Linked DNA regions of Homo sapiens: region 2 is linked to region 1. The links are chromatin loops, found by intact Hi-C in ENCODE. Cell type or tissue: PC-9. All regions are shown on one strand. Links, peaks and the distances in the headings refer to the core of each region. The heading gives the core; the rest is flanking DNA. Region 1 holds the start of NT5DC2 (5'-nucleotidase domain containing 2). Region 2 holds the start of TNNC1 (troponin C1, slow skeletal and cardiac type).

The links. A loop is a pair of places that touch in the nucleus more often than their neighbours do. Peaks named below come from ENCODE experiments on the same cell type or tissue, not always from the same donor. Only the 100,000 strongest peaks of a DNase experiment are listed, where the experiment ranks them.
Region 2: it touches region 1 in a loop (5-fold over the local background); 29 of 110 quality-filtered maps call a loop at or near these places.

The regions. Positions count from the first base shown.
Region 1 is chr3:52,520,604-52,535,885 of GRCh38, forward strand. It overlaps STAB1 (stabilin 1), which reads left to right. Exons shown (of 69, transcript NM_015136.3): 54 at 39-95; 55 at 201-402; 56 at 758-907; 57 at 993-1,097; 58 at 1,241-1,348; 59 at 1,434-1,627; 60 at 1,727-1,871; 61 at 1,952-2,085; 62 at 2,172-2,337; 63 at 2,422-2,531; 64 at 2,619-2,738; 65 at 2,824-2,973; 66 at 3,049-3,153; 67 at 3,268-3,414; 2 more. The coding sequence ends at 3,753. NT5DC2 (5'-nucleotidase domain containing 2) reads right to left here and starts at 13,254. Exons shown (of 14, transcript NM_001134231.2): 1 at 12,903-13,254; 2 at 8,547-8,731; 3 at 8,258-8,332; 4 at 8,034-8,089; 5 at 7,843-7,936; 6 at 7,580-7,708; 7 at 7,410-7,470; 8 at 7,226-7,328; 9 at 7,014-7,115; 10 at 6,691-6,772; 11 at 4,606-4,692; 12 at 4,360-4,500; 13 at 4,214-4,278; 14 at 3,784-4,128. The coding sequence starts at 13,134. The coding sequence ends at 3,867. RefSeq lists an enhancer at 12,364-12,493 and silencers at 12,624-12,713, 12,744-13,093, 13,154-13,653. In PC-9, for the core only: no CTCF peak of the experiment used is centred there; a DNase peak (open chromatin) is centred at 5,878; H3K27ac peaks cover 791 bases.
Region 2 is chr3:52,447,712-52,462,993 of GRCh38, forward strand. It overlaps TNNC1 (troponin C1, slow skeletal and cardiac type), which reads right to left and starts at 6,330. Exons shown (of 6, transcript NM_003280.3): 1 at 6,281-6,330; 2 at 4,772-4,802; 3 at 4,395-4,541; 4 at 4,033-4,147; 5 at 3,680-3,816; 6 at 3,389-3,595. The coding sequence starts at 6,304. The coding sequence ends at 3,564. NISCH (nischarin) reads left to right here and starts at 7,893. Exons shown (of 21, transcript NM_007184.4): 1 at 7,893-8,023; 2 at 10,132-10,215; 3 at 10,951-11,133. The coding sequence starts at 7,931. RefSeq lists silencers at 2,302-2,596, 7,818-8,047 and enhancers at 4,372-5,192, 8,872-9,547. In PC-9, for the core only: no CTCF peak of the experiment used is centred there; no DNase peak of the experiment used is centred there; H3K4me3 peaks cover 1,904 bases.

The DNA of each region.
Region 1 (15,282 bases), core at 2,832-10,831:
CCACCTGACTTTGCTGTATTGGCCTCCCTCCCTTCCAGAACACCTGCAGCATCTGTGGGCTGGAGCCACCCTGTCCTGAGGGGTCACAGGAGCAGGTACAGGGCTAGGGGCTGAGTGGGGGTGGTGGGGTGGGGGCAGGCAGAGCCCAAGGACCACCAAACTCAGAACCACCCAACTGCGGCCTGACTCCTTTGGCCCAGGGCAGCCCTGAGGCCTGCTGGCGCTTCTACCCGAAGTTCTGGACGTCCCCTCCGCTGCACTCTTTGGGATTACGCAGCGTCTGGGTCCACCCCAGCCTTTGGGGTAGGCCCCAAGGCCTGGGCAGGGGCTGCCACCGCAATTGTGTCACCACCACCTGGAAGCCCAGCTGCTGCCCTGGTCACTATGGCAGTGAGTGCCAAGGTGAGCATTGCAGACACTGTTGACTAGCTCCTCTGTTCCCCAAGAGAGCCAAGGCACAGCTCTGGCCATTGTCCTTGAGAGAGTGTTGGGGCGTCCAGGGCTGGGGAGCTCTGGGTGGTGAGTAGATTTTACTAGCGGGAGTGCTCGGGAGAGGCATGGCGGTAGTGTGGACGGTGCAGAACCTGGGGAGGAGTGCTGGGGGGTCTGGATGTTCTCCAGGACATGGGCCTGGAGGGATCTTAGCAGTGGGCGGACATAGGTCAGGGACAGATGGCAGGGCTAGGCTGGAGGTACGTATATGGGGGTCCTGGTGAGAGCCCCTGGCCCCACCTCACTTCTCCTACCCCATCCCCAGCTTGCCCTGGCGGCCCCAGCAGCCCTTGTAGTGACCGTGGCGTGTGCATGGACGGCATGAGTGGCAGTGGGCAGTGTCTGTGCCGTTCAGGTTTTGCTGGGACAGCCTGTGAACTCTGTGCTCCTGGTGCCTTTGGGCCCCATTGTCAAGGTGGGCCATCCCTGCCTGCCCCACGGCCCGATTCCTTTGGCCCTTGTGGGCCAATCTTTATCTTCCTGCCTGTCCCTCTCCCCAGCCTGCCGCTGCACTGTGCATGGCCGCTGTGATGAGGGCCTTGGGGGCTCTGGCTCCTGCTTCTGTGATGAAGGCTGGACTGGGCCACGCTGTGAGGTGCAACTGGGTGAGTAGCCCCGTGCTCGTGCCCACCCTACACACTTGTGTACATGTGCACACATCAGTAAAGGCACCAAGGGTGGGTGGAACGGGCAGAGGCCAGGAAGGCAACTACTAACCTGGTTCTGGGGGCTGGGCCCTGGGGGACAGAGCTGCAGCCTGTGTGTACCCCACCCTGTGCACCCGAGGCTGTGTGCCGTGCAGGCAACAGCTGTGAGTGCAGCCTGGGCTATGAAGGGGATGGCCGTGTGTGTACAGGTAAGCAGATGGGCGGGGACATGGAGGTGGGAGGCCCCCACTCCCCTGCAGTCACTAGGTCCAACCACTCCCTCCCTGCCCTCAGTGGCAGACCTGTGCCAGGACGGGCATGGTGGCTGCAGTGAGCACGCCAACTGTAGCCAGGTAGGAACAATGGTCACTTGTACCTGCCTGCCCGACTACGAGGGTGATGGCTGGAGCTGCCGGGCCCGCAACCCCTGCACAGATGGCCACCGCGGGGGCTGCAGCGAGCACGCCAACTGCTTGAGCACCGGCCTGGTGAGCAGGTGGGGGAACCGAGTAGCCAGGGTGGGGAGGCCTGGCAGAACTTCCGACCTCTGAAGGGTGAAGGGCGCCCACTGCTCTCTCCAACCCCAGAACACACGGCGCTGTGAGTGCCACGCAGGCTACGTAGGCGATGGACTGCAGTGTCTGGAGGAGTCGGAACCACCTGTGGACCGCTGCTTGGGCCAGCCACCGCCCTGCCACTCAGATGCCATGTGCACTGACCTGCACTTCCAGGGTGTGTCCCCCTGCCCACTCCCAGTACCCATTTCATTCCTCAGAGCCGGCCAGCTGACCATGCACCCCTCCATTCTGCAGAGAAACGGGCTGGCGTTTTCCACCTCCAGGCCACCAGCGGCCCTTATGGTCTGAACTTTTCGGAGGCTGAGGCGGCATGCGAAGCACAGGGAGCCGTCCTTGCTTCATTCCCTCAGCTCTCTGCTGCCCAGCAGGTGTGTGGGGCCCAGAAGTTGGGGCCAAGTGTTGGGGGAGGCCTTGACTGGGTCTTGGGTCTTAGTATCCCCTCCTGTTCCTACAGCTGGGCTTCCACCTGTGCCTCATGGGCTGGCTGGCCAATGGCTCCACTGCCCACCCTGTGGTTTTCCCTGTGGCGGACTGTGGCAATGGTCGGGTGGGCATAGTCAGCCTGGGTGCCCGCAAGAACCTCTCAGAACGCTGGGATGCCTACTGCTTCCGTGTGCAAGGTGTGTCCACCCGACCAAACCCTACTTCCCCTGCTCTGCCCCTTCCCACCAATCTGCTGAGCCACTGACCTGCTTTTCCTGCAGATGTGGCCTGCCGATGCCGAAATGGCTTCGTGGGTGACGGGATCAGCACGTGCAATGGGAAGCTGCTGGATGTGCTGGCTGCCACTGCCAACTTCTCCACCTTCTATGGGGTGTGTGGGGGCCACCCTTGGGGGCGGGGGGTGCTGGGATCCCCGAGGAGGGAGCCTGCTCATAGTTCTGTCTTTCCACCGTGCCAGATGCTATTGGGCTATGCCAATGCCACCCAGCGGGGTCTCGACTTCCTGGACTTCCTGGATGATGAGCTCACGTATAAGACACTCTTCGTCCCTGTCAATGAAGGCTTTGTGGACAACATGGTAACCCCCAAGGGTGTGGGCAGAGCAGAGCCTGCATTGGCCATCTCCATCTGGCCCAGGCCAACAGGCCTTGCTCTGCTCACAGACGCTGAGTGGCCCAGACTTGGAGCTGCATGCCTCCAACGCCACCCTCCTAAGTGCCAACGCCAGCCAGGGGAAGTTGCTTCCGGCCCACTCAGGCCTCAGCCTCATCATCAGTGACGCAGGCCCTGACAACAGTTCCTGGGCCCCTGTGGTGAGTCTGGCCACTGTCCCACCCTGTTGGCCCTGGCCCTCGCTCACAGTGGGCCTGACTCTGGTCTCCCTGCAGGCCCCAGGGACAGTTGTGGTTAGCCGTATCATTGTGTGGGACATCATGGCCTTCAATGGCATCATCCATGCTCTGGCCAGCCCCCTCCTGGCACCCCCACAGCCCGTGAGTTGAGGAAGGGGGAGGCAGAGCCCTTCCTGGCACCCCCACAACCTGTGAGCCCGGGGAAGGTGGTGGGACAGCTCCCGCCAGGTCAACACTCTCCCTGTTTGTTTGTAGCAGGCAGTGCTGGCGCCTGAAGCCCCACCTGTGGCGGCAGGCGTGGGGGCTGTGCTTGCCGCTGGAGCACTGCTTGGCTTGGTGGCCGGAGCTCTCTACCTCCGTGCCCGAGGCAAGCCCATGGGCTTTGGCTTCTCTGCCTTCCAGGTAGGGCTGGGTTGGGGCTGCCATGGCGGGTCCTTGGATCTCGCTTGAGGCGCCTCGCCACTCACCCCTCTGCTGCTCCCAGGCGGAAGATGATGCTGATGACGACTTCTCACCGTGGCAAGAAGGGACCAACCCCACCCTGGTCTCTGTCCCCAACCCTGTCTTTGGCAGCGACACCTTTTGTGAACCCTTCGATGTAAGCATGGAAGTGAAGAAGTGTGGCAGATGTGGGATGGGCCCAGGCCCTGGTCACACCCTCCACCACCAACCCTGCTCTTCTAGGACTCACTGCTGGAGGAGGACTTCCCTGACACCCAGAGGATCCTCACAGTCAAGTGACGAGGCTGGGGCTGAAAGCAGAAGCATGCACAGGGAGGAGACCACTTTTATTGCTTGTCTGGGTGGATGGGGCAGGAGGGGCTGAGGGCCTGTCCCAGACAATAAAGGTGCCCTCAGCGGATGTGGGCCATGTCACCAAGGAAGGGGGTCTTCATGCAGCCGGTGCAGAGCTGGTCCATCCAGAGGGGTGCCTCGTGCTGCAGCGGCGTACGGCGTGGGTAGAAGGTGAAGTCCACGCGGTAGTTGAGCAGGCAGCTGAGGGAGGCCATGTAGAGGTCAGAGAAGCGCACGAGGCGCCTTGAGAAGTAGGTGGGGTTGTGGAAGGTGCGGAAGATGCTGCCGAACTGCGCATTGAACAGGGCCTTGGTGATGCACCTGGCGAGGGAGACACGATGCGCTCAAGGGGTGGGCCTGGGGTGGTGGCTTGGCTGGGACTCCTGCCCTGGCCCCACCTGCTCACCTCAGCTCCTGCCGCTCTTTCATCCAGGCAGCCAGCACCTGCCTCGACTCCGCGTCCTGATAGGTCTGGGGACACAAAGTGTGCATTGGGTGTGTGCACCCAGGAGGCTACCGCCCTGGCCCTCCCACAGCCACCCCGGCCCACACCTGCATGCGCTCCAGCAGCCCCGTGAGCGCCTGCTGCCACGTCAGCGAGTGCATGTACTGCTCCGTGTTGATGATGCGGATCTCACGCTCCAGCTCGGGGATGATGGCGCCTGTGCGCCAGCCGTGCCGCAGCATGAGATCCTGGTGGGTGGGGCGGCAGAACTGGGCTCAGCGCCAGTTGCTGGGGGCGGGGGGGGGGGGGTTTCCTGGCCCTCCCCCACTGCAGCCCAGCCCTGCCTCCCTCACCGCCAGATCACTATAGAGGTGGTCCCCGAAGTAGAGCACGCGGGGGCCACGCCATTCCGTCAAGCGTAAGAAGTCAAACAGGTTTCCCTAGGGAGAGGAGGGGAATGCTGCTGAGCCAAGTGTGCCTTGTCCTCCACCAGTCCTCCCTCCCGAATCCCCAGAGGCAGCCCAAATCCAGCCGGATGCTGGCTGCCCTTTCCCATGGCCTTGCTGCTCCCTCCCTGGGCCCTGGTTCTTGTCACTTTCCCCTCCTACTTGGGAAGGGGATTCTGCCTGCTGCAGGAAGGTGCCCTACAGGCCTGGCATGGTGCCCATGCCTCGAGGGCCTTCTCCCTGTGGTCTCACACGTACCCCAGGTTAGGGATTAGATCCCTGTTTGTAAGGTAGAAACTGCAGGGAAGGCTCTGCAGCCCTGAAGTCCTTGCTGGCCTCCCCTGCCTCAGTGCAGAGGGACCTGGCAGACCAATGGCAGACCTCACCGGGGCCACCAGCATCTTGGAGCCAGAGAAAGATGGAGACACTCAGCCAGGCCCACATGTAACTGGGGAAGCTCACAGGGTGGCAGAAACTGAGCGGCCCAGAGCAGGAATCACCAGACTAGTGCTCAGGCAGCAGCCACCAGGGTAGGAGTCCACACCCCAAAAGCGAGAATAATTGACACCCAGCAAGCACAGTTCTTGAAGCAGTCTGTGCATTCCAAGCCTCAGAAGTGGAAGCGCTGGGGGAAACAGGTGGTGTGGGAGAAGCCAATTGCTGAACTAAGTTCAAGTGGAGGGGCAGAGGCCCAGGCAGGCCCCAGACCAAGAGAAAGAGTCTCAAAGGGCAGGAGACTGACAGACTCCTAGTGACTGACAGGCAGGATCCAACACACAGTGGAAAGCAGCTTCAGAATACTGGGCATAAAGAACTGCCTGAAAGCTGCCAGGGAAGAAAGTCATGTGTTTCTCACAAAGGTGTATGACCCTCTTTAGCTGAGGCTGGATGCCAAGGCAGGGGAGAGCAGCGCCCTCAGAGCTGAAGGGACGCACCTGGGCCCGAGGGCTGTGGAGAGTTTGGGTGCGGAAGGGTGGGAGGCAGAGAAGTGGGCAGGGCTGAGAGGGTGGGGGTGTTTCCTGCAGGCCAGGCTGGGCATTGGCCACCTCCACATTGCTCCCCTGGCCAGCTGCTGGCTTCCCCCTCCTCCAGCCCCAAGGCCTTTAGAACCCCTAGCCTGAAGAAGCCCAGCTCAGCCAGGATTTCCGCATTCCAGCCAGGGCTAAACCTTAATCACTGCCTGCTCATAGACACCTAATCCCACCTCAACACCAGTCCCTCTCATTTTCCTAGCCAGGTAGGAAGGAGGAGTTTCTCTAGATCACCCAGTGAGCTGCCCCCAACCAGACTTGTTCTGGCTGCAGCAGAGTGCTCAACCCCAAGAAATGACACCATTCATCAGGCATTTCACGATCTCTGACCATTCTTGTTTTTTGAAGACAGGGTCTTGCATTGTTGCCCAGGCTAAAGTGCAGTGGTGTGATCACAGCTCACCACAGCCTCGAACTCCTGGGCTCAAGTGATCCTCCCACCTCAGCCTCTGGAGTAGCTGGGACCACAGGTGCATGCTACCATGCCCCGCTAATTTTTTCTATTTTTAGTAGAGATGGGGTTTCGCCATGTTGGCCAGGCTGGTCTCAAACTCCTGAGCTCAACAAACTATCCTGCAGCCTCAGCCTCCCAAACTGCTGGGATTATAGGCATGAGCCACGGTGCCTGGCGCACTGGCCATTCTGAGAGCTTTATACCACAGCTTCAGTAGAGAGTATTACACCTCTTTTGCAGACAAGGGAAGCAAGGCACAGAGGTCAGGCAACCAGGCCAGGCTCCCTCTGCTGAGTAGTGGAGTTAGGAATTCAAAGCCAGGCTGCTTGACCCAGAGGTCAAGCTCTCGAGGCCACCCAGACCTGCTCCCTGCCAGCCATTGCCTGTGTGAGGCTGCTCAGGGCCAAGGAGCTGTGCTGCTTCTTCAGAGGCTGCCTCTGCACAGCCTGGGGCCCTAGCTAGGCCCCATGCCCCCACCACATGCTGCTCTCCCCAGATGGCCCTTACCTGCCGATAGATCTTGCCCTTTTCCAAGCGGGTGATCCGGTCCCACTGAAGTGAGCCCTTCTCATCGAGTTTTCTGAAAGGCCTGGGGTGCAGGTAAAGGGCATGACTTCCAGTCTGTGGCTGGGCCACGGGCCGGGCAACCCCCATCCCTCCTCCGTAAAGGCCCACCTGCTCAAGTGGACCCATGCCAGCAAGGGGGTGTTCTCACCCCAAGCACATTGGGCAGTGGGCAAGGGCCAGGTTGGCCTCCTGCTTCAGTCCCCTCATTGGGGTGGGGCCTCTATTCCCCTTCCCTGGCCCTGCAACCCCCACCATGCCCATACTTGCGCCGGTCAGTGAAGAAGCTGGGCTTGTCTGCCTGGACAATGACCACATCGAAGAGCTGGCGCCAATCGGGACCCACCATGTGCCGCATCCCCTTGTCTCTGTGTGGAGGAGTTTCAGGTGGCAAGTAGTCTGAGGGCGGCTCCGTGCCTGCCCTCCCCACCCAGAGCCCTGGCCCTGCTGTCCCTCCATCCACAGGGGCTGGACTCACACGAAGCTGAAAGGACTGTTGGTGATGAGGAACAGCTGTTTCCCATGGGCCACCAGGCGGCTCAGGACAGCAAACGTCTCATCCCCTCTCAGGATGTACTTCTCTAATGGGGCAGATGAGTCTGTGAGGGTCAGTCCTGCCACCTGCTCAGGCCGGCCACGGCAGGGCTTCTGTCCACACTTACCCATGTCCTGCTCGATCCACTGGTACATGAGGCCCTTCACATGCACGTCTCGGATGGCGTCCTGGGGGCAGTGGAGGACAATGAGGGTACAGCAGGGCCCAGGTGGGGCTGTCCCACTGTGGCTGGACTTAGTCTTTCCTGCCATCCGAGGGCAGGCCCAGCATCCTCACCGTCACGTCCTTGTAGAGATGTGCTTGGTCAAACTCCAGGCTGTGGCCCAGAAAGTAGTCCACCACACAGGACAGCAGAGCCATCTCCGGTAGCGAGAAGATGTCCATGAACTGCTTAATGGAGGGACCCTGGGGAGGGGGCCATTGTCTCAGACACCCTTTGGGACCCCAACCCCTTCAGTGCTGGAGACGAGGGCCCCAAATCTGCCTTGGGACATGGGCACATGTCCATGGGGCAGGCTGGCTGCTGGGGTATGGAGTACCTTGCCATAGAAGCCACTCATCTGGTATAGTGGGATGTGCTGGGTACCCCCATACAGCTCAATCACCTCCTCGTCTGGCACAGGCTGGAGGCCCCTGAGCAGGCCCAAGATACCATCAGTCCAAGGTAGTCCTGAGCCAGAACAGCAGTGTAGGGTGGGGCGGGGGTGGGGTTGGGGCAGAGCCGACTGACCTGTAGGCTGTCCCCAGCTGCACGTAGTGGAAGGCGTCAATCTTCATCAGAAGGCTCTGGGGGCGCCAGGGAGGCAGGACGGATGGTGAGGAGGCAGTTTCACCGTGGCCCCAAGCCAGCCTCTTTCAGCCCATGCCAGAACCCCAGCTGGATGGGACGGAGGGGTAATGACCATACCAAGAGGAGGCCAAGGAGGGAGCCCCTATACAGGTCCAGCCACTCACCTTCTGAATGTCATAGTGGAGGCCACGGATGGCAAAGCTGGGGTTGTAGTCATACTTCCGAATCCCTTCTGGGTACTGCCGGGGGAAAGGGGCCAGGCCTAAGCCAATAGCCCTGCCAGACCTGCTGGCTGGGTGGCCACCCCAGGGGGTCAATCCAGCCACCTGCCCAGGGCAGCTGCCAGGCAAGAGGGCCAGGGGAGCCCCACGACTCAGCCCTGAGCTTAGGCCAAGGTGGGTCTGGCCAGCCTCCAAGCCCTGGGTTTGTTGGTGGCAAGGACCCCCGTCTCACCTTGTAGTGCTCGATCAGGATGTCACGGGCGGTACTGAAGATCTCGGGGTGCAGTGCGTCTGCATACTGGGCCAGGGTGTAGTCGTAGTCAAAGCCGTAGACCTCAACGTCACGCAGGCTGATCTCGTTGTTGGCGTAGATGGCTGCTGGGTTCAGGAGACTGCAGACCTCGGGGGGCAGGAGGTCTAGAGGAAGGAGATGCAGGGAGGCAGTGATGGGGATGATGATCCCTGCAGCAGCTATGGCTCCTGAGCACTCTGTGGGGACCTAGCCCTGTGAGCCTCAGAAACGCCCCACAATGGCACCTCTTATTCCAGTGCTGGAGATGGTCAAACAGGCCCAGAGAGAAGTCACTTGCCCAGGGTCACGCAGTTAGGGTAAGGCAGAGCCCCTGGCTGGAGCTCCTCCTCATGGTTACACCTGCCTACATTACACTATCTCCTATAGCCCACCAGGTATACTGAGCCCGTGACTACTCCAGGCCCTCACCACTAAGCCCCATCAGACACAAGGCCATGCTAGAACCCTGGCAGCAGTCACTCAACTCCTCACCGCCTAGCCCCAGAACAGCTGCTTTTGGGATGCTCTACAAAGCAAAGCCTCCCACTTGCTCAAAACCCGTGCAGGAACACCACTGTCTGGCCCCCCACAATTCAGCGCCTCCTCTGCTCCTCTCAGCTGCCCTGCCCTGCCCCCTGGCCTCATCTCTCAGCCTCCCTGGGATTATGTGTGAGGATACCATGTGGGCACTGAGGACTCCAACCCAGAGGGGCTGGCTCTGTATGGCCAGACTAGGGGGTTGAGGCCATGGATGCTGACTTTTCTACCTTGCCCAGAGCTGGGACTGGGGCTCAGGAACATTAGTGGGAGGGGGAGCCCCTCTGCCGATCGGGCTGCCAGCTCTGTGCACTTCCCACAGCCCAGGGAGAGTGAGGCCCCTCTAATCAGATTTCAGCTGCCCGCAAGCCCATATAATGACATTTGCTGGCTCTAGCCAGGGAACATTGCTAATTACGACAGTCAGGACGTGATGTCAGGTTCTGGGCCATTATCCAGGTTGCTCCTTCTGGGGATGTGGTCGTGGCCACCCCAAGTCCCTGGCTGCTCCCAGGAGGCTGCAGTTGGCTTTGAGGCCCACAGCAGGGTGCTGAGCAGAGCACTGTGTGGCATGGGCTCTGGGGTCCCAAGGAGGCAGATGGGGCTGAGAGGCCCCATGTTACCTGCCCTGGTTTCCCTATGTGTACAATGGAGAAAGTGGAAGGGAAAGGAAAGGGAAGGAGATGTGCTAGGAAGGCCACATGCAATGAGGTCAGCCAGACAAGACCAGGCCCTCCCTCTCATGGCTATGACTTCAGGAATGTCACCTCACCTCTTGGGCCTGTTTCCTAGTTTCTAAAAGGGTACAAAAAATTGTACCAAGTGGGGCATGGTGGCACACACCTACAGTCCCTGCTACTCAGGAGGCTGAGGCGAGAGGATTGCTTGAAACCCAGTAGTTCAAGACTGGTCTAAGCCATATAGCGATACCCTGTCTCTGTGAAAACATTTTTAAAAAGAAAAAAAAAATTGTACCAACCTACAGAATTACTAAGACTGTCATATGGAAGGTGCTGCTCTGTGCAGCAATCTCACTCTGCACCTGCACATATGCAGGATTAAATGGGTGATATGTTTCCTGAGCCTATGAGCATCCTGTCCCCAATTTCCCAGTGTCCCTCCAGAAGCAGGGGCTGCAGGGAGAAGGGAGCAGGCAGGACTAGATGTACAGGGTACATCTAGTACCCCTGCCTTGCAGGGGCCCCAGCTCTAAGACTCCAGGGGATCCCTGTCTCAGCCACAACCCCAGTGCCGATGACAAAGCAGGAGCTGCCAGGCCAGAGGGCCAGGGAAGCCCCACAGTGTGCCTGGCAGCTGCTGCACTCAAGAGGCAGACATCTCGCTGATGTGCTCCGTGCCCAGAGCACTTGCCTCAGAGGCACTCTGGGGACACAGGGCTCCATTCCCACCCCTTTCCTTTGGAGCCAAGTTCAGGGTGTGGGTGGGGGATCAGGTGTGGCTGGTTCCCCAGGCCAGCACAGAGCGGCTGCTCCGAAGATCTGTGGGTGTAGACAGGAGTCTTCACTTGGATGCAAGTGAGACAGTTGACTGCAACGCTCTAGGGAGCTGCTTCTGAGCCACCCCTCAAGGCCCAGGGTTCTGGTGTGTCACTAGGACCCTGGGCCTTGCCCTTCCCATGGCCCTGAGTTCCCGGATACCAACTGTGACTGTGACTCTTGGTGCAGAAGACCTGGGAGGGTCTGCTCGGCAGTGCAGCCCCTTGCTGGCACAGAGTCCTGGTTAGGTCCAGGCCTTCACCTCTGCCCCTAAGGATGTTCCCAGGGGCCCAGGGGCAGACAGTCCTCCCAGGAACAAAGCAGGATGTGGAAACAGCCACAGGGCCTGGTGGCCTGGCCTGATTTCTAGACTAGAAGAACCTTGGCTCTGGGGCGACAGAAGCCTGTTCCCTTCCATAGGTGGTGTGGGTGGGGGGTGGGGGTGGGGCAGCTGAGGGTGTGTCCCACTCAGCATGTCCAGCAATTGCCCTCCTTTCTCCTCAGCCCTAGCTCCCACACCTGCCCATGGTGCCAGGTCCCAGGGCCAACTGCTCCCTAGCAGCCGTGACACTTGTGGATGCCTTAGAGGCTTGTCTTGTTCAATCCTCACTCCCATCCTGTGAGGCAGTCCCACTTATTCCCCCATCGTCCGGAGGAAGAAACTGGGGCTCAGGGAGGTGAAGTCACTTGCTCCAAACCACCCAGTAACAGGCACCGGGGTTGAGATCACCATTCAAGTCACCCCACCTGCATTAATCACTCTGCCTCTCAGCCTAGCCTCCCAATGTCACCACACTGAGGCCAGGTGGGTGGGGGCTGGGGGACTGAGGGACCTGTTGCACTGCTCTCAGCCCGTGGGCATTAGCCCAAAGCGGACCTCGGCGCCCAGAGGTGTGAAGCTGGCTCCTGCTGGTGCTCACCATGGGATCTTGGTGGGAATGACTTTGCTCCTTGTATGACAAGAGGAGCTTAGAGGGCTGTGAGGCTCCAAAGATGCAGGCAGGCCCAGGAGGACAATGTCCAGTAGATCCCCGTAGTCCTCCCTGAAACCTCCAAGGCAGGCTTCTCAGGATACTCTGAGGGTCTTCTCCGGGCCCAGAGCAAAGACTTCTTAAATAACGCTGGGCCGCCCCTCCACAGACACAAACTCAACCTGGGACCTCGAGGGTGGACAGATGCCCAAGGCTTCAAAATGACCATTCCTCAGGGGCCTTTACCATCCTGCCTTTACTGGTCAAGAAGTGATTCTCCGCCACCCCACAAAGCCGGAGTGAAAACCCCTGTCTAGCCAGTTAGAATCTTCCAGACAGGGCTACTTTGTTTTATCAGACAACAAAAGCCACGTCACCCCTGGGGGTTCCTCCGGAAGCTCTCCTGCCCTGCTTGGCCTGGTTCCAGTCATCACCCAACCCTGGGACAGAGAGGCCCCAGGACTGCGTTTCATGCTTGAGAGAGGGTGAGACTTGCTGGGGGACCACCCAACTGGTCAGTGATAGGGTCACGACCCAAACCATATCTGTCTGCTGCAGAAGCAGGGCCCCACTAGACCCACGGAGACAAGCAGGCAGATGTCCAGCACTCTCAGCTCTGGGGCCTCACTAGTGCGCCCCAGCCGGCCCCCTCCAAGAAGGGGCCTCAGCCTCCTCACGCCATTTCTCAGAGGGAGAGAGCAGGGACAGGGAGGTTAAGTGCCCTTTGCAGCCCTAGTCTGGGCTCCAGGGGGCGGGGGTGACTTGGCTTCTCCCAGCCTTCGCTGCCCGGGCTGAGAGGGGGCCGGACCTCCAGGGCGACATCGAGGTGTGTCTGGGAAGTCCAACCGGTGTCCCCTTTGGTCCGGCCGTCCCTAGGAGCCCGTTCCGCCCGGCGCCGCTCGCTGGCTTTGTCCACAGCACTCTCCCGCCCCAACTAAGGGTTGGCCGAGAACAAGGGGTTGGGGGCGTTTCCACCGCGGCTTCACGGCAGGCGGGACCCCGAAGGAAGTCGGCGGGGGCCCAGCACTCCGGCAGCCGCTCGAGGAGCCCCGAGCTCCTGCAGACCGAGCCGGGGAACAAACCTCCCGCCCGCCCCCGGGCGTCGGGGCGCCCCAGAGGCCCCCGGGATGAACGGCCGGAGCTTCTCGCGAAAAGCCGCCCGGCCCTTGCGCTCCGGGGCCCTGGCGAGCCCCACTGGGTGTTTCCCCGGAGGAGCGGCACCCTGGGGCTCGGTCCGTCCATCAGTCCACGCGGAAGACACCCCGGCGCACGTCCCGCCCCGGCTCACCCACCGTGCACCAGTCTCCGCATGTCCTGGTAGCGAGCCCATAGGTGCGCGCTGAGGTCGGCGCCGCTGGTGGGTGCCTGGGCGGGCGCGGAGCGCGGGACGCCGGGGCAGTGGGCGCCGGGACCCGGGGGGCCGCACCCAGGGCAGGAGGGCGAGGACGAGGCGGCTCGCGGCCCGCCGTGGCCTCCGCACAGCAGCCAGCGCCGAGCGGCCGCCCGCAGCCCCGCACCCGCCATGCCCACCGCGCGCCGCCCGCCGCCCGCGCTGCCCTCGGCCAGCCCGCCGCCCGCCGCCCGCCGCCCTCCGACTGCGCGCCCGCCACGGTGGCCTCGTGCTCCTCACGGCGGCCGGCCAATGGGTGCGGCGCGCGGAGCCCGGCCTGCCAATGGGCGCGCCCCTCGGCCCGGGGGGCGGGAGGCCCCGGACCCGGCGGGGCGGGGCGGGGCGGGGAGGGCTCCCCAGCCCCCTCCCCCAGCCAGTCTCCGGCGCGGTCCGGGAGGACTCTGCGCCCCCCTTCGGCCGTCACGCCGGCGATGGCGGCGCCTTTCCCTGGCCCCAGCCCTGGAAGTCAGCGGGCCTAAGAGCGGCCGTCCCTGAGAGGCTCCGGACGGCCGAGGCGCCGAGAGGAGACAGCCGGAGCGCGACGGGTACCCCCCGGGCCCCCGGGTCCTCTGCCGCCCTCTCCGCTCCCGGGTCCGCCCGCCCTACCCTGCGCCTCTGGATGCTTCTGACCCCAGATCCTCCGCTCCTCCCCCTAGTCCTGGTGCTCTCCTTTCCCGGGGTCCTGGTCCCCGGTCTCTGGGCTCGGACTGACTGCCCACTGACCAGAGCCCGGGCCAGTCCACTCACTGGTCTAACAAATAAAGAGCCCTTCCCGCGCTTCCCGGTGCCAGGCCCACGCTGGGGGAGGCCGAGGGGCCTGCAGGGCAGCCGACGTCCGCTAACCAGGTGACTGGGCCGTGCGCTGCAGGGTTGTGGGCCACGGTCACTGCGCCCGCTTGGTTCGGACCTCGGCAACTGGCCGCACTGACCCGTCAACTCCCGGTTTCCCGGCGCACGCCCCTCGTGAGATGCTGTGGTCTTTTCTAGCAACGTCGACAGGCTTTCCAACAAAATTCCTCTTTCCTGCGCAGAACCGCTCTCCACTCGCATTTCTTCTGCTCAGATCCGTATTCCGAGCCCGCACGCATACCAGGCTGTGCTCAGGGTCCGGAGGAGGCCGACCCAGTAGCCGTGGGCCCTGTCGGAGGGGAGCCAGCTGGGCGCGCGTTGTTTTCTGAGGTGGCCGCGCTGTCTTTCAGGGTGTGTGTACATTCGAAACTCCACTGAACCTTGATTGAAGACCTACAGTGTGGCAGTCCATGGCCTGGGGACTGGTAAGGATTGAGGCCGTAGGATGGGCTCGAGTGTGGCGGTGTCCCCAGGGCCCCAGTGAGCAAGTGGGTGTGCTGGGAACCTGGCCACAAGTGAACCTCCTCCAGGCGAGGGGATGCCCTGCAGCATCCAGCCGTCAAAACCTCCTGTAGAAACGGGAGCGAGCATCAAGCCTGTGTGTGTGCATGCTTGGGCGGAGTCTACCCGGAGGAGAAAGAGGCTTCCGGGCTGGCCCTCCAAAGCCGGTTGTACAGGCGGCAGCTCAGGCTGCTCACTGCGGGCCCTATGACCCTTTCTGGGGCCCTGCTTGCTCTCTCCAGTCTGCTTTTGTATATTTTGTGTCCATATCACCAAATCGTCTCATTGGTTCTAAGCTTTCATTTACCTTCCTTAGATTGTCTAATAGTTGTCTCCTTTCTCAAAGCTGTTCCTGCAGTTTTTACTTTAGTCCTAGGTAATGGGGTGACAGCCCCTTTCAGTTATCTTCAGCAAGCACAGCAGCATGAGAAGACGCAATTACAAGTGAAGTCTCTTAAGTCAGAGCCCTGCTTCTACCTGGCATAGTCTCTTAAACTGTCAGTTAAGAGACTACATATAAACAATACACGTTCAGACTCGGCGCGGTGGCTCACGCCTGTAATCACAGCACTTTGGGAGGCCAAGGCAGGAGGATCTCTTGAGCCCAGGAGTTTGAGACTAGCCTGGCCAATATAGTGGGACCCCCATCTCTACAAAAAATTAAAAAATTAGCCGGGCGTGGTGGTGCACGCCTGTAGTGGTGGGAGGATGGCTTGAGCCGGGGAGGAGGGGGTTGCAGTGAGCCGAGATTGCGCCACTGCACTTCAGCCTGGATGACAGAGCGAGGTCCTGTCTCAAGAAACAAACAAAAACCATGTTTGGGAATACATGTGAAGAGCGAGGGCTCTGCCAATCATTATCATCATAATGAATATTCTAACTAATATTAATCAGTTACTATGCTCCAGGGTTGTGTTCAGTGCATCATTCCT
Region 2 (15,282 bases), core at 2,467-10,466, 73 kb before region 1:
TCCACCCCCACGGACCTCCAGCTGCTTGCAGAGGGTGAGCCCCCCCACTTCCCATCAGCCATCCCTCACAGCTCCTCCCGCCCCACCCCAACCCTCCTACAGTATCTTCTGGGGCTTCCATCTGCAAGCAGGGCCATTCATCTCCTCCTCCTGTCCCAGGACCTGTCCCCCTCCCCACCACAGCTGATGAAAAGAGAGCCAGGACGTGGCAGAGCCCTCCTTCCCCCACTGCCCCTTCCTGACAATCCTCACTCCCTTCAACCCGAGCACACGTGGCCCTTGTCTGAGCTTCCCTGGACCCCATATCGCTTCTCAGCTTGGGTCCCTTTCTCTGTTCCCTGGGTGTTGCCCACACCCACCATCTCCCCTGTACTTCAGCTCACTCCTGTCAGGCTCCCACCCCTCTGCTCCACGGAAACCCTCCTGCTCAGGCGGCTGAGGCCTGGGGGCCTGCAAGTTCCCAAACCCTGGGGCCACCAGACAAACCCAAAGTGAGTGAGATTCTACAGAATAACTGGCCTCAGCTCTTCAGAGGTGATGAGGAAACACTGAGGACCGTCACAGGCTGGTGGGGAGTAAGGAGACAGGAGGACGAGGTCACGTTAGTGCCATCTTGGATTGGTTCCTGCTCCAGGACAAGGACTTTAGGACAACTGACAGAACTTCAATAAGCTGTGCAGATTAATTAGCAGTGTTTATGTCAATATTCATTTCCTGTGTTTGATCCTTCTGTGGTTAAAATGTTAACATTTAGGGAAGCTAGGGTACCTGTAAATGGGAGTTCTTTGTACTATTTTTGCAAGCCTGGAATTTCAAAATGAAAAGAAAAAAAGCAAAAAACCCCACTAAAACCTAGTGTTGGGAAGTAAGCTCCACTTCCCAATACCCCACGGCTGAACCTGTGTCTCCTCCCAGCTTCCATATCTCAGGAAATGGCAGTTTGGCCAAAAAGCTAAGGGTCATTTTGGATTTTCTTATTTCTCACCCTTCACATTCAAGCCTTCAGCAAACTCTGTCCATTCTAGTTCCAAAATGTGCCTTGAATCCATGTACCCCTGCCCACTCTCCCCAGCACCCCACTGTACTGGAAGCCACCGGGCTTTCTTGCCCAAAGCCTGCCGCCACTTCAGGCCAGCTCCTAGCTCCGTCTCTCCCACCCCTTTTGCCCTCTGCAGCCATCACCCCTTACATTGACTGGGTCCTCATGGGGCCTGGCACTGCCCATGTCTCCCAAGACTGCTGGGGCTTGGTTTCCAGCCCAACACTGCCTTTCTGCTCCTGAGACCTTCCCAGTCTTTCTCCATGGCCTCCCATGGCTGGTTCCCTGTGGTTCCCCCAGATCTCATGCAGAGTCAGCTCCTCTAGGGAGCTTTCCCAGACCACTGTAACTCATGGGCCCACCATGCCTCCAGTCCCCACTCCAGCCCACGCTGGCTTTCCCACTGTACTCATCTCCTTAAAATTCCACCAGATTAGGCCGGGCACGGTGGCTCACACCTGTAATCCCAGCACTTCGGGAGGCCAAGGTGGGCGAATCACTTGAGCTCAGGAGGTCAAGTCTAGCCTGGGAAACATGGTGAAACCTTGTCTCTACTAAAAATACAAATATTAGCCGGGTGTGGTGGCAGGTGCCTGTAATCCCAGCTACTTGGGTGGCTGAGGCACGAGGATCGCTTGAACCTGGGAGGCAGGGGTTACAGTGAGCCGAGATTGTGCCACTGCGCTCCAGTCTGGTGACACAGCGAGACTCTGTCTCAAAAAAAGAAAAAGGCCGGGCGCGGTGGCTCACGCCTGTAATCCTAGCACTTTGGAAGGCCGAGGCAGGTGGATCACGAGGTCAGGAGATTGAGACCATCCTGGCTAACACGGTGAAACCCCATCTCTAGTAAAAATACAAAAAATTAGCTGGGTGTGGTGGCGGGCGCCTGTAGTCCCAGCTACTCAGGAGGCTGAGGCAGGAGAATGGCGTGAATCTGGGAGGCAGAGCTTGCAGTGAGCTGAGATCGCACCACTGCACTCCAGCCTGGGTGACAGAGTGAGACTCCGTCTCAAAAAAAAAGAAAAAAAAAATCCACCAGATTAGGGACTGGGCCTCACTGTGACATGCCCCAGGATCCAGCCCTGTGCTGTGCGCGTGGTGGGTGTGTGAGTGAACCACTGGGTGGTGCACCGGCTGCTGGTGCTGCCCGATGTGGCGCTTCCTTTTATCCTCGGATGTCACCCTTCCTGGGTCACTCTGGGTGTCTGTAGAGGTCCCCAATTCTCCAGCTCACAAGGGCAGGCCTGAAGGGACTCCTCTCTGCTCCCCTCAGGTCTCTCCAGGGACCAGAAAGCTCTTGCTAGCGCTGGCCTCCATCAGAGGCATTTTTAGAATTCCAAGACCATCTCTGGAATGCCAGGCCTGTCTGGGGAATGCCAAGGCTGGGGCACAGGTGCAGAGAGAGTGGAGTGGCTGGGCGGGGCAAGGTCAGCTGACGGCATTCTGGCTACAGCCTGGGTGCTGCTGGCAGCTGTCCCTCCTGCGAACACCTCTGCTGACACTTCCACTTCCTTGCAGCCCCCAACGCCCACGCCTCCAAGACAGCATCACTGTCTGGCGGCAGCTCTGGACTGGGTGCTCCCACTAAGCTGAGAGCTGCCAGGCCTTGGGCCTCCATCCCTGCCAGGGAGAGAGACTGGGCCACAAGAGATGAGCCTCTGAGGTTCACGGGAACTGGAAATCATGTCCATTTGGATGTGGCCCATCCGACAGGGCCCTTGGCTGGAAGCCAGTTGGCTCTGCTCTCCCCCACACTCACTGGATGACCTTGACAGGTCCCTGCACCTCTCTGGGCCAAACAGGTGAGGGGAGATAGAGCCGACTCCATGCCCCTCTGTCCCTGGGAGTCAATGTTGCTGGCAGGAAATACAAGCAAGTGGGCGGGTGGACTAGCACTGTGAGCCTGCAGGGACCCCACAGGCTCAGCTCCATTCCAGCCACGGCTGAGAGGTAACAGGGGTTGCTGTGCCAGGGAGCATCCAAGGGCCTGGCTGTGTACCACAGTGAACCACTCTCTCCAAGTAGAGGACCCCTAGGCTGCCACAGTGGTTGACCAAAGTGATGGCCCCCAGGAACTTGTGGGGGTTCTAGGCCCCCACAGACTCCAGATGCTGAATCCCTAGAGATGGTGCCTGGGCCTGAGGAGTGATAGAGGGCAGCAAGCAGGGCAGGCCACACGGCAGTCTCCGATCTCATCTCACCCCCCTGCAGAAGGCAGTGTGGAGCGGTGGTCAGGCGCCAGGCTCTGCAGCCAGCCTGCCTAGGACAGGGAAGGAAGCGGCCATTGGGTAAGAGTGGGTCCTGGGGATGAGTCCACGGCCCAGGGACACCAGAGCCAGATAGCAGACCTTGGGAGAGCAGGCTTTATTTGCATCCCCCAGGACAGATCTGGGGAGGGAGTCGGGGGATTTGGGGTTGAGGACATGGCCAGGCTCAGGTCCTGGGACCCCGACCCCCTCCCCAACCCCAGGACTCAGCTGGAGTTGGAGGCTGGGCATAGGCAGCTCTGGGTGAAGGTCAGCATCTACTCCACACCCTTCATGAACTCCAGGAACTCTGTGGAAAGAGGGGCAGGTGTGGGTTGAGGGTAGGGGCTGGGCAGGGCATGGAGGCAGGAGATCAGCCCACCCACCCGCTTACCATCATAGTCGATGCGGCCGTCGTTGTTCTTGTCTCCGTCCTTCATGAGCTCCTCGATGTCGTCCTCCGTGATGGTCTCGCCTGTAGCCTGCAGCATTATCTTCAGCTCATCCAGGTCGATGTAGCCATCAGCATTTCTGTGGGGAGGGGGCTCAGGGTAGGGCTGTGGGGAGGGCATGAGGCAGCCCCACCCATGCCCCAGGAGGCAGAGCAGGGACACTGGGAGATGGGGCATCCCTCTCCCCTATCAGGCAGAGGCCACAGGGTCCCTAGGCCTGGAATCTGAGACTGCCCTCCTGTACAGCTCGGCTTGAGTGTGGGTCAGGGTCAGAGGTCAAGGGTCACGTGCTCACTTGTCAAACATGCGGAAGAGGTCAGACAGCTCCTCCTCAGATTTCCCTTTGCTGTCGTCCTTCATGCACCGAACCATCATGACCAGGAACTCATCAAAGTCCACCGTGCCGCTGCCTGGGGGTGGGCAGCATGGCCGTTACAGAGGCCAGGGTAGGTACTGCAGGCAGCACCTTCGACACGAACCCCCATGTTCTCACCGCATCCTCACACCAAACGCCAGGCTTGTGTAGCCCTTATGCCCATTTTATAGATGAGGCAACCAAGGCTCGGATAGGCTAAATTGCTCCCAGCTAAACAGAGCCAGCATTCCAGCCCCCAGCCAGCTGGGGTTCTTCTGGAGCCTGGGGAGGAGGGGGCTCACCGTCCTCGTCCACCTCATCGATCATCTCCTGCAGCTCCTCAGGGGTGGGGTTCTGGCCCAGCATCCTCATCACCTTGCCCAGCTCCTTGGTGCTGATGCAGCCATCCTCAGCGCCCAGCACGAAGATGTCGAAGGCTGCCTTGAACTCTGTGTTCAGGGGTTGGGGGGCACAGTAGTCAGGGCTCAGCAGCCAGGACCACGGAGGGCCAGAACCCTGGGGCCACCTGCCAACCTGCCCACCTCCCTCGGAGACCTCTCTGAGGGCAGAGCAAGAGGGACCAAGCCTCTGGTCTCTGGCCTGGGGTCCTCTTCTGATAAGGGGTCCCCATGCCAGCCTGGACCCGCTGGTCTCCCACATGTGTGATAGGGATTCTCACCATTTTTCTGCTCTTCTGTCAGCTGCTCTACCTAGAAAGGAAAGGGAATCTCAAGGCTCAGACTCAGGTATAGCTGCTGCTGAGGAAACCAACCCATTCCACAGGTGAGAAGGCTGGAGCTGGAGGAGGCAGGCTATTTCCAGGCCACAGAGTGGAGGTCTCAGTCCTCCCTCCCTGCCCCCAAAGCCCTGACGTGACCCAGCTGGCCTCACTGCGACTGGGCTCAGGGCCAGGGTGACAGGTGGGCACCCCCTTCAGGACCAAGGTGACCCTCAGTAACAATAGTCAGTGACCACTCAATGCCCTTTCGGCCCCTGATGAAACTCAAGCTGGGTGGCCCGAAGGACAGCTGTCCCTCAAGTTGGGATAATAAAACCAGTGTGGAGGCAGGCAAGCCACCCACGGTAACCTGACCAGGGTGGCCACTGGGCTATTTTTAACGAGGAACAAAGTTAAACCTGGTGATTGTTCTGGGGACTTTGGCATGCAGGGGGTGGGGCAGCGTTATCTGGCCCCCTGGCCTGCTAGTGCCGCCTCAGAAGCCAAAATTAGTCCCCAACTCCGCCAGGCCTTGTATGGGCACTGGGTGGAGGGCTGTCCCAACCCCGGCTCCATGGACTCCCACAGGATAAGCAGGCGTGCCCCCAGAGCTGGCTATAGCACTTCCCTGCCCAGGAGTGAGGGAGGCTGAGGGAGGGGTTCCCCTGGGGACAGCTGGCCATGCCAGGATGTCCTTGCTCTGGGGTTGGGGGAGGTCACCACCACCCAGGATAGAATAGCATCTGAAGACCCTCAGTGACCCAGGAGGTTGCAGGGGCTTGGGGTGACCACTCTCCAGCCCTCATTCCCTCGCTCTCACCCCTAGCTAAGCCACTGAGCCCTGAGCCTGCCAGGCATGATGGGAGCTGGGGCCCCAGTTCTCTGTTCCTTCTTCCTTGGTTCTCCCTCATGTCCAGAACTTCCCTGCCTCAAACTTCAAAGCCCCATCTCCAGCCCAGGACTCAGGCTCTACAGACCCCTCCTCTCACACCCTCCACCCTCCAAAGCATCTTCGGCCCGCCAAGGGGCTGGAGTGGGGTGGCAGATTTTGAGCATGTGAGAAGCAGAATGTGAGGGGCAGAAATGGGGGTTGGGGACAGGGAGACAGTAATGGGGACTCAGACAGCTCAGGAGGAAGAGATGAAAAGAGAAAGGCAAAAACGTCCAGAGACAAATGCAGAGACATGTGGCTGAGCGACAGTGCCACAGACCACAGACACTTGGAAACAGAGAGTGAGACACGATGCTGAAAGCTGCAACCTCCTCCACCACCCTTCAGACCCGGAACCCCCTACCCCTTCTGCATCCTCAAACACCAGAATCACTGTCCCTGTGAGGGCCTGGGTTGAAGGCACGTAGGCCTTCTCCTTGGTCCCCACCACTTCCCTGGGGCTACTAACCCCGCACTCTCAGCTGAGTGAGCCCCCAGTGGGCCTGCCCACCCCAGCCCTACCCAGCCCTGTCCCTCACCGCAGCCTTGTAGATGTCATCCATGCTGGCGGCTCACAGGACAGCTTGCTGGGGTTGCCAGCCGGCCCTTGACTTAAATAGCCCTGCCCCGCTGCATTCCTGGCCCAGCCCAGCCCAGCCCAGCCCACCCCTGCGTGTAGTATCCTCCAGCCCCTCCTCTGGTCCCAGTGATCTCAGGCTGGCCTGAGTCCCCACGTCCTCTGCCCAGGGCAGGGAGCAGACGAACGGCTACAAGGACCAGGTTTCTTTCCCTCCTGTCCCCCACACTCCCCAAAGGGACTCTCTGAAAAGGTTTCTGGAATGAATGAAAACATAAGCCCAGTGCAGGACAGGAGCTACAAAGTCGTGGGCCCCAGGCAAGGTGCAACACAACAGCTCAGGCTCCCATCCAACCAGGTTGGCGGGTTGCCATGACCTCCACTTTCCAGATAAGGAAACTGAGGCTCTGGAGGAGTGGTGACTTGCCCAAGATCTGACTGACTTGGTAACCCCCGCCTTTAACTAAACCTCTCTGGAATGGGGGTGCAATGTGCAAGGAGAGGCTAGGAGTGCAGGGCCCTGCCAAGAGAAGCCTCGAATGCCAAGCTCATAGTAAGATGCTGTGGAACTGGTGAAGGAGGAAGTGACTGACCCACCTTAGGACAGGGTGGCCAGGAGCCCTTCTGCCAGAGGAGCCTGTCCCAGACCTCCCATCTGCCCAGGGAGAAGTACCCACTTCGGGCTTAAGTCAGCTGCTCTCAGTTATTCAACAGCACCCCTATAGATGCCCCATCTGTGGCAGGCTCTTTCCCTCCTCACCCTCCAATTAGGTTACCACCTCCCTCTTCTAGGTCTCATCTTTCCCCGGTTTAGGATTCAGCACTGTAGTTCCTGGGTCCAGATCAACCTGTCTCCCTCGTTTTGAACTTTGGCAGGCCACCCCGTGGGGTTCTTGTGCTCAGTGGCAGCACACACCCCTCCATCCACCTACACCTTCCTTCGTACAGAGTTCGTATCAAGTTTATCCCTCTTGATAAACACGCTCCCTGCCTCGAGCACTACTGCGTGCTGGGCCGCGCATCAATCAACCCACTCAGTTGTCCAGAAGCCCCACTGACAAGAGATCTCCGAATCTCAGAGAGGTTCAGAACTGGCCCAGAATCACTCTCGCCCTGCTCCGGCGGTAAGCACAGGTCCTATTTTCCCCTCCAACCTGCCTTGCCCTAAAGAGAAAGAGCCCAACAGCCAGGTGAGGCACTATTATGGCCTCCTTTATCAGGAGGAGTAAACTGAGGCCAGGAAGAGCAGTGACTTGCTTCGTGTGGCCTGGGAGACTCGGGACCTTCTGTCCCCTCTTCCCGAGGACCCAGGGGCGATGCCCAGAGCTGTCACCACCCGGGGTCTCAGTTTCTAGCAGGCTGTGCAGGGTACCGCCGGCGGCGCCACGCAGGTAGATTACGCAAGCGAGCACCTCGCACGCGCGCCCTGAGTGGCCCCTGTCAGTCACGCGCGGGGGCGGGGCGAGGGCGCAGGAAGAAGGCGGGGCCAAGATGGCGGCGCAGCGCGCGGCGGGGGCGACGGGCGGCGGGGGCCGGGGGGCGGTGGGACGTTGACCCCGCCCCCTGCTGCTGCTAGTCTGCGCCGGGCGGCGGTGGCGGCGGAGACCCGAACATGGCGACCGCGCGCACCTTCGGGCCCGAGCGGGAAGCCGAGCCGGCCAAGGAAGCGCGCGTCGTGGGCTCGGAGCTTGTGGACACTTATACGGTGTGTTGGGGGCGCGGGCACCCGAAGCGGGGGTGGTGGCTGGAACCGGGAGTCCGACTCGGGGGCTTGGGGAGGGGTCCGGGATCTGCAGCCCCGAGGAGCGGGTAGAAGGGTCTGCGATTGCGAGGAGGGGGCTGGGACGGGGGATCTAGGAAAGGGATCTGGGCCCCGCAGGTCCGGGAGAAGGGTTGCTCGGGGCCCGGGGAGGCGGTTTGGAAAAGGGTACGCGATCAGAAAGGGAGGCTCGGGTTGGGGGCGGCATCTGGGGATAAAGGGGGCTTGGGGAGGGGGGTGTCTAGATGAGGCGGAACCCCTCTAGATCCTCTAGGACTGGAGGGGCCCCGGCCTGGAAGACCGTTACAGGGGTCCAGGAGGAAGGCGATGGGGAGAGGGTCTCTGATGGATGGAATCAGGGAAAAGGGTCAGGCTTCGCAGGCCTTGAAGAAAGAGAAGGCGTCAGGACCCTGATCTGGGGAGCCTGAGGTGGTGGTTGAGATTTTCTCTGAGAAGTGCAGGAGAGACCTGGGGAGCAGATGCCTTGGGGGTCGGGCGGAGACAAGACCGGAGGAGGGGTGGAGCCCATCTATGGAGAAATGGGGGTGGTCTCAGTGCTAAAGCGCAGGCCCTATAAGCCTTAGGAATCTTCGTGACTTTGGGCTGTGGGAGCGAGATGGGGCAACAAGCTGCCCACACACACTTCTAAGCTATGGGGGAGACAGAGGACAAATAGCGGGTAGTTCCCGACTTTGACGGGGTTGGATGCCAGGCCTGTGAGCCTGGTGGGCTGCCTGGCAAAAACCGGCCCTGGACTAGGCATAGAGCACCTCCCTGCCTCCTCCCCTTTGTTCCCGCAGGGTAGGGAGTGGGTGGGGGCCTTGGGCCTGCCTGCACCTCCCCTCCCTGGCCCTCATCCTAACCTTCCGCTCTGAGGGCCATTCTTCTGGCTCTTTTCTCCTTTCCTGAAGGCAAGGGGAAGGAATCAGGCAGGATGGGAAGAGGAGAGGGGTGGATCTTGAAGCAACAGGCCAGCCTGGAGAAATGGCTGCTCCTCAGGGCTGGAGGAGGCTTCAGCTCCATGCTGCAGAGAGGAGGGGGAAACTAGGTGCAGGAGGCGGGTGAGGTCTCTAAGCTGATGGCTGACTGGCCATCAGCTATGGGCACATTCAGCCAGAGGGCCATCTTCAAAAAGCTCACCCTATTCTGGACTGCGCCCCTCCTCTGCATGTATGTCGGGGGAGGTGGTGATCTAGTTTGGACCCTACCATCCTCTGTCTCCGGGTGTGCCGAGTTGGACATTATTAACACACCTACCTTTTGAACACTTGCCATGGGTCAGGCCCATGTACAAAGCATTTTACATGCATTGCCTTACTTGGTCCTTGATTCTAAGATGGAGGAACTAAGGCTCAGAGAGAACTTAGGCTCCAAGTTACTTATATAAGTGACACATAAGCTGCAGCCAGGAAATGGCAGAACCAGGTTTTTAACCCAGGCCTTCCTTAACCTCTAGGCCATATTGCCTCCTGATAGAGCTTAGTTGCTACCACTCCCTCCCCACATCAGCTGCTTGTGCCTTGATTCCTGGCTCAGCAGCAGAAATCACAGCCATGAACCAGTTGAAAGGGTTGGAAAATGACTTGCTTCCAGGAGGTAGTCAGGGCACCTGGAAAGAAGTACAACAGAGAAGATGCTCAGGCTAGAACTGGCCCTGCTCTGCCTCCCTTGGAAGAAATGGCCTTGCCTGCAGCTCCGGTTGGGTTTTGAGTTACCTAGAGGCAGGAGGTAAAAAACTAAAGAGGTGACTTGTGGTAATCACCTTTTTCATTCCTTACTGATGGATGGAGCCACATGCTTGTCTCATGTGCCTCCCAGCCCTAGTGCTTGGGCCATGGAGGAAGCTGAGAGGGGCCCTGCTGGTCAGCAAGGGTCAGGTGCAGAGGCTGGTGGGCAAGGGCAGCCTGACTTTGGCCTTGGGGTGGGTCTGAGTTGCAGAGAGAAAGACTGATAAAAGATAATTGGGAAAGATAATTGCAGCTTTTGCTGCTGGGGGAGGAGACTCCTTGTTGCTGGGCTCCCTTGCCACAAGGGCTGTTGGTTTCCCCTTTTAGGTTTACATCATCCAGGTCACTGATGGCAGCCATGAGTGGACAGTAAAGCACCGCTACAGCGACTTCCATGACCTGCATGAAAAGGTAACTGTTAAGAGCTGGGAGCACGTATCTCAGGGCTGGGGGACCCGTAGGCCAACTTTCCATTGTGCCACATATTAGTTTTAGGGCAAAACAGGTTCCATCTCTATAGTTCTTTAATAAACCACTTTGTTAATATAACTGCGTTCATTAATATAGCATGTAAATGCTAGCCTTCAGCTCTAGCATGAGCCACTCTGCAAGGAGCATATTTGAATTTCAGTTTTAATATTTCCAGTCCTAGCTTGGGTATGAGATGCTCAGACAGTTTCCTGGGAAGGGGACAGGTTTGAACTTGTTTGATCTAGCGATAGCTATTCCAAAGCCTTACTTTAATATCTGGCTGTGATTCCATCTCTTTTTTTTGCTTTTGGAGATGCTGTCTTTCTCTGGGTCATTTGCAGCATAACTGTTTTAAAGACACACCGCTGCCCTGATTGGTTTTTACTCTGGCTTGGAAAAGATGGCAATTTTAGGGGCAAAAGGTGTTACTTTTCTGAATGTCTCTAAAGTCTCCAGATGGAATTCCTTGTCTAGAATTGTATTGGTATTTCTAATGCTAATTGGATTTAAAGAGGCCAAATCCCAGGTGCACTAGTTTGGTCACTGATTTTGGTACTACTGCAGGGAGGGGCTGTGCAAGTGCTGACAAGCGCCTGCCCTCAAGCTTCTTGCCTTGGTCTTACATAGGCACAGAGCCTCTTAGTCTGTGGTTGATGTGCTTATGTTTTTTTACAGCTCGTTGCAGAGAGAAAGATTGATAAAAATCTGCTTCCGCCCAAAAAGATAATTGGGAAAAACTCAAGAAGCTTGGTGGAGAAGAGGGAGAAGGATCTGGAGGTCTACCTCCAGAAGCTCCTGGCTGCCTTCCCTGGCGTGACCCCCAGAGTACTGGCCCACTTCTTGCATTTTCACTTCTATGTAAGTTCCTCATCGGGTTTTCACCTGTGCCTGCAAACCCACAACTGCCAAACTTGAGGCAGCAAACCAGGGGAGACCTCAGCTTTGAGGTGGGCTGGGGTTTGACCCTAGGTTAGAAGATGGAGGAACGTCACCCTGGTTAGGAATGCATTGTGGCCAGAAGCATGTTAGTTGACAGATTTGCCGTAAATTAGACTAAATGTGGCCACAGAGATGCTTTCCTCCACCACAAGGCATTTTGTTTAGCAAAAATGGCCTGTGGGTGTTTAAGCTAGGTTTCCATCCAGATGGATGAGGCTGGATTAGAAATAGCTGACACCTGGGATAGACTATTGTTGAGTTGTTGGTGCATAGCCCAAAACTAATTAAGGGATTAGTCTGTGATGGTGGAATATCACCATCTTGGGGCGTGTCATCAGGGTCCGCGCTGCCAGGGTGCTAAGGTTGAGGGTGGACACCTTCCTGTGATGGGAGAGTGTGTCATAGAACAGCTCTGTACTCCGTCCTTGAAAGAGGAACAACTTTCATAGGTTGCCGGTGACAGAATGCGTTGTCAGACTTTAAGAAGGGCACTTAGGCAGTGTGAAACCACAATATTTGTGCTTTTGAGACGGAGTCTTGCTCTGTCACCTAGGCTGGAGTGCAGTGGTGCGATCTCGGCTCACTACAACCTCCGCCTCTTGGGTTCAAGCAATTCTCCTGCCTCAGCCTCCCGAGTAGCTGGGACTACAGACTTGCACCACCACACCCAGCTAATTTTTGTATTTTTAGTAGAGATGGGGTTTCACCATGTTGGCCAGACTGGTCTGGAACTCCTGACCTCAAGTGATCTGCCTGCCTCAGCCTCCCAAAGTGCTGGGATTACAGGCGTGTGCCACCGCACCTGGCCAAAACCACAATATTAAATAGCAGTTCTATTTATGAGAATTTCTTCTAAGGAAAAATCAGGCAGCCGCAAAAAGGATATATGAACAAAGGTAGTCATTCCAGGATTGTAACAAAATAGTAAGGACAACCCTAAAGTCTAGTAGAAGAGGTTAAAAAAAAAAAATCAGGCCAGGTGCAGTGGCTCATGCCTGTAATCCCAGCACTTTGAGAGGCTGAGGTGGGCAGATCACTTGAGGTCAGGAGTTCAAGACCATCCTGGCTAACATGGTGAAACCCTGTCTCTACTAAGAATACAAAAATTAGCTGGGTATGGTGGCAGATGCCTGTAATCCCAGCTATTTGGGAGGCTGAGGCAGGAGAATCGCTTGAACCCAAGAAGCAGAGGTTGCAGTAAGTCGAGATCATGTCACTGCACTCCAGCCTGGGCAACAGAGTGAGAGTAAGACTTCATCTCAAAAAAAAAAAAAAAAAAAAAAAAAATCAAAGGGTACAGCCAGGCTGAGCACAGTGGCTCATGCCTGTGATCCCAGCTCTTTGGGAAAATAAAACAAAAAAGAAATCTGCAGCTCCACCATCATTATCCCAGCAGCACACCAGTCTTCCCAGCAGACACTGTCTCAAAAAAAATGCAACTTTCTTAAGCAGTATCCAACTGTATGGCTGTACTATTTTTTTTTTTTTTTTTTTGAGACAGGGTCTCACTCCATTGCTCAGGCTGGAGGACAGTGGCCTGATCATGGGTCACTGCAACCTCAAACTCCTGGGCTCAAGGGATCTTCCTGCCTCAACTTCCCAAGTAGCTGGAACTACAGGTGCATGCCACCACACCCAGCTAATTTTAAAAATTTTTTTGTAGAGATGGGGTCTTGCAGTATTGCTCAGGTTGGCCTCAAACTCGAACTCAAGCCATCCTCCCACCTCTGCCTCTCAAAGTGCTTAGACTGTAGGTGTGAGCCACTGCACCTGGCTGACTATGGTCTCATTTTTACAAAAAACAAGTTGATATGGACATATTTGTCTAGGAAAATTCTAGAAGGTTTACGTATACCAAAATGCTAAGAGTAGTTTTCTCTGAGTGATAGATTTTCAGATAATTTATATTTACTTGTTTTCCTTTTATATGATGAAGACAGGGAAGAATCCACTCCCTTTTCAGGCTCACCTTGAAGTAACCTGTGGATTATGGTCCTAAAAGCCCAGCTGTATTTAAAATACAACTTTCTTGGCCAGGTGCAGTGGCTCACGCCTGTAATCCCAGCACTTTGGGAAGGCCCAGACAGGCAGATCACTTGAGGCCAGGAGTTCGAGACCAGCCTGGCCAACATAGCGAAACCCTGTCGCTACTAAAAATACAAAAATTAGCTGCGCGTGGTGACTCATGCCTGTAGTCCCAGCTACTCAGGAGAGAGGCATGAGAGTCGCTTGAACCTGGGAAGGGGAGGTTGCAGTGAGCCGAGGTTATGCCACTGCACTTCAGCATGGGCCACAGAGACTCTGTCTCAAAGAAAAAAACAAAAACAGAAGAAACAACTTCCTTAAACTCTTTTCAGAGTAAGACAGTTGAACCTTTCTTGGATCACTAAAGAGCCTAGAAATTTGGTGGCGAGTGCTAACCTGGGGCCACTGAGCTTGGCAGGGACAGGTGGAAAAGTAGATAGCATTCACAGATGGGACCTGTGTATATGCTTTGGATTTTATTTAGCATATACCAGCAAGTATAGGGTTAGCAACATACCCTTTCGTAAACATATTTTTATACTTTCTTATGTGAGAAAAAATTTGCATTCCTTATGCAAGTCTTTCAGATAAACTTTACTGGTTAGTATTTTAAGAAATAATGTACTTTAAAGGCCGGGCGCAGTGGCTCACGCCTGTAATCCCAGCACTTTGGGAGGCCGAGGCGGGTGGATCACGAGGTCAGGAGATCGAGACCATCCTGGCTAACACGGTGAAACCCCGTCTCTACTAAAAATACAAAAAATTAGCCAGGCATGGTGGTGGGCTCCTGTAGTCCTAGCTACTCGGGAGGCTGAGGCAGGAGAATGGCGTGAACCCGGGAGGCAGAGCTTGCAGTGAGCCAAGATCGTGTCACTGCACTCTAGCCTGGGCGACAGAGCAAGACTCCGTCACAAAAAAAAAAAAAAAAGAAATATTGTATTTTAAGAAAGCTTTGGTTAGCCATTTAGGGATGAAACCTGACATGCAGTCCTTTGACGGTATTAATTCCTTGCTTGAGACCTATGCCTTTGAGGAGAGGAGGTCTCGCTGGCTGCCTCACGTGTGCCTGGCTCTGAGGGTGGAAAGGCCTGGACTGCTCTTTTGAAACTGGTTTGCCTGAGATGTGCCTGGGGCCGGCTACATCTGGTTCTGGTTTGAGGCAGGCTCCGCTACTTGTAGAAGTTTTGACATATTTGGAATTAGTATTATCAAACAGGTCCCTAGGTTATATAAATCCTAGGATTTAAAAAAGCAATTGAACCCATCGTTGGATTAAACCCACAGTTGATCAGCCATAGCACTGTTGACATTTTGGACTGGATAATTTGTTTCTGTAAGGAGCTGTCCCATGCATTGTTTAGCAGCACCCTGGCTTCTACCCACTGGATGCCAGTAGCACTTCCCCACCCAGCTATGGCAACTAAAGATGTCTCCAGACATTGCCAAATGTCCCACTGGGGGGCAAAATTGCCCCCCACTTGAAAACCACTGGATTAGATCTTCATTTGGGGCCTAAAGATTTGTCAGCCTTTTCTCCAGGCTGGGAGCTCTCTGGGGAATGTTTCTCTTAACTTTTATACTGTCTGTATCCTCTCTGAAATTGTTCCACATGTGTTCTGCCTCTTGTGTTGCTGACATTGGATAGGGTGGACCCAGGGAACCCTATTTGGCTATGGTGTGAATTTTTTTATTTTTATTTTTTGAGACGGAGTTTCGTTCTTACTGGCCAGGCTGGAGTGCAGTGGTACGATCTCGGCTCACTGCAACCTCCACCTCCCAGGTTCAAGTGATTCTCCTGCCTCAGCCTCCCGAGTAGCTGGGATTACAGATGGCCCGCCACCACACCCAGCTAATTTTTTGTATTTTTAGTAGAGACGGGGTTTCACTATGTTGGTGAGGCTGGTCTCAAACGCTTGACCTCGTGATCCACCTGCCTCAGCCTCCCAAAGTGCTGGGATTACAGGCATGAGCCACCACGCCTGGCCATGGTGTGGATTTTTAAAAATTGAGATATAATTTACATACCATAAAATTAACTTTTTA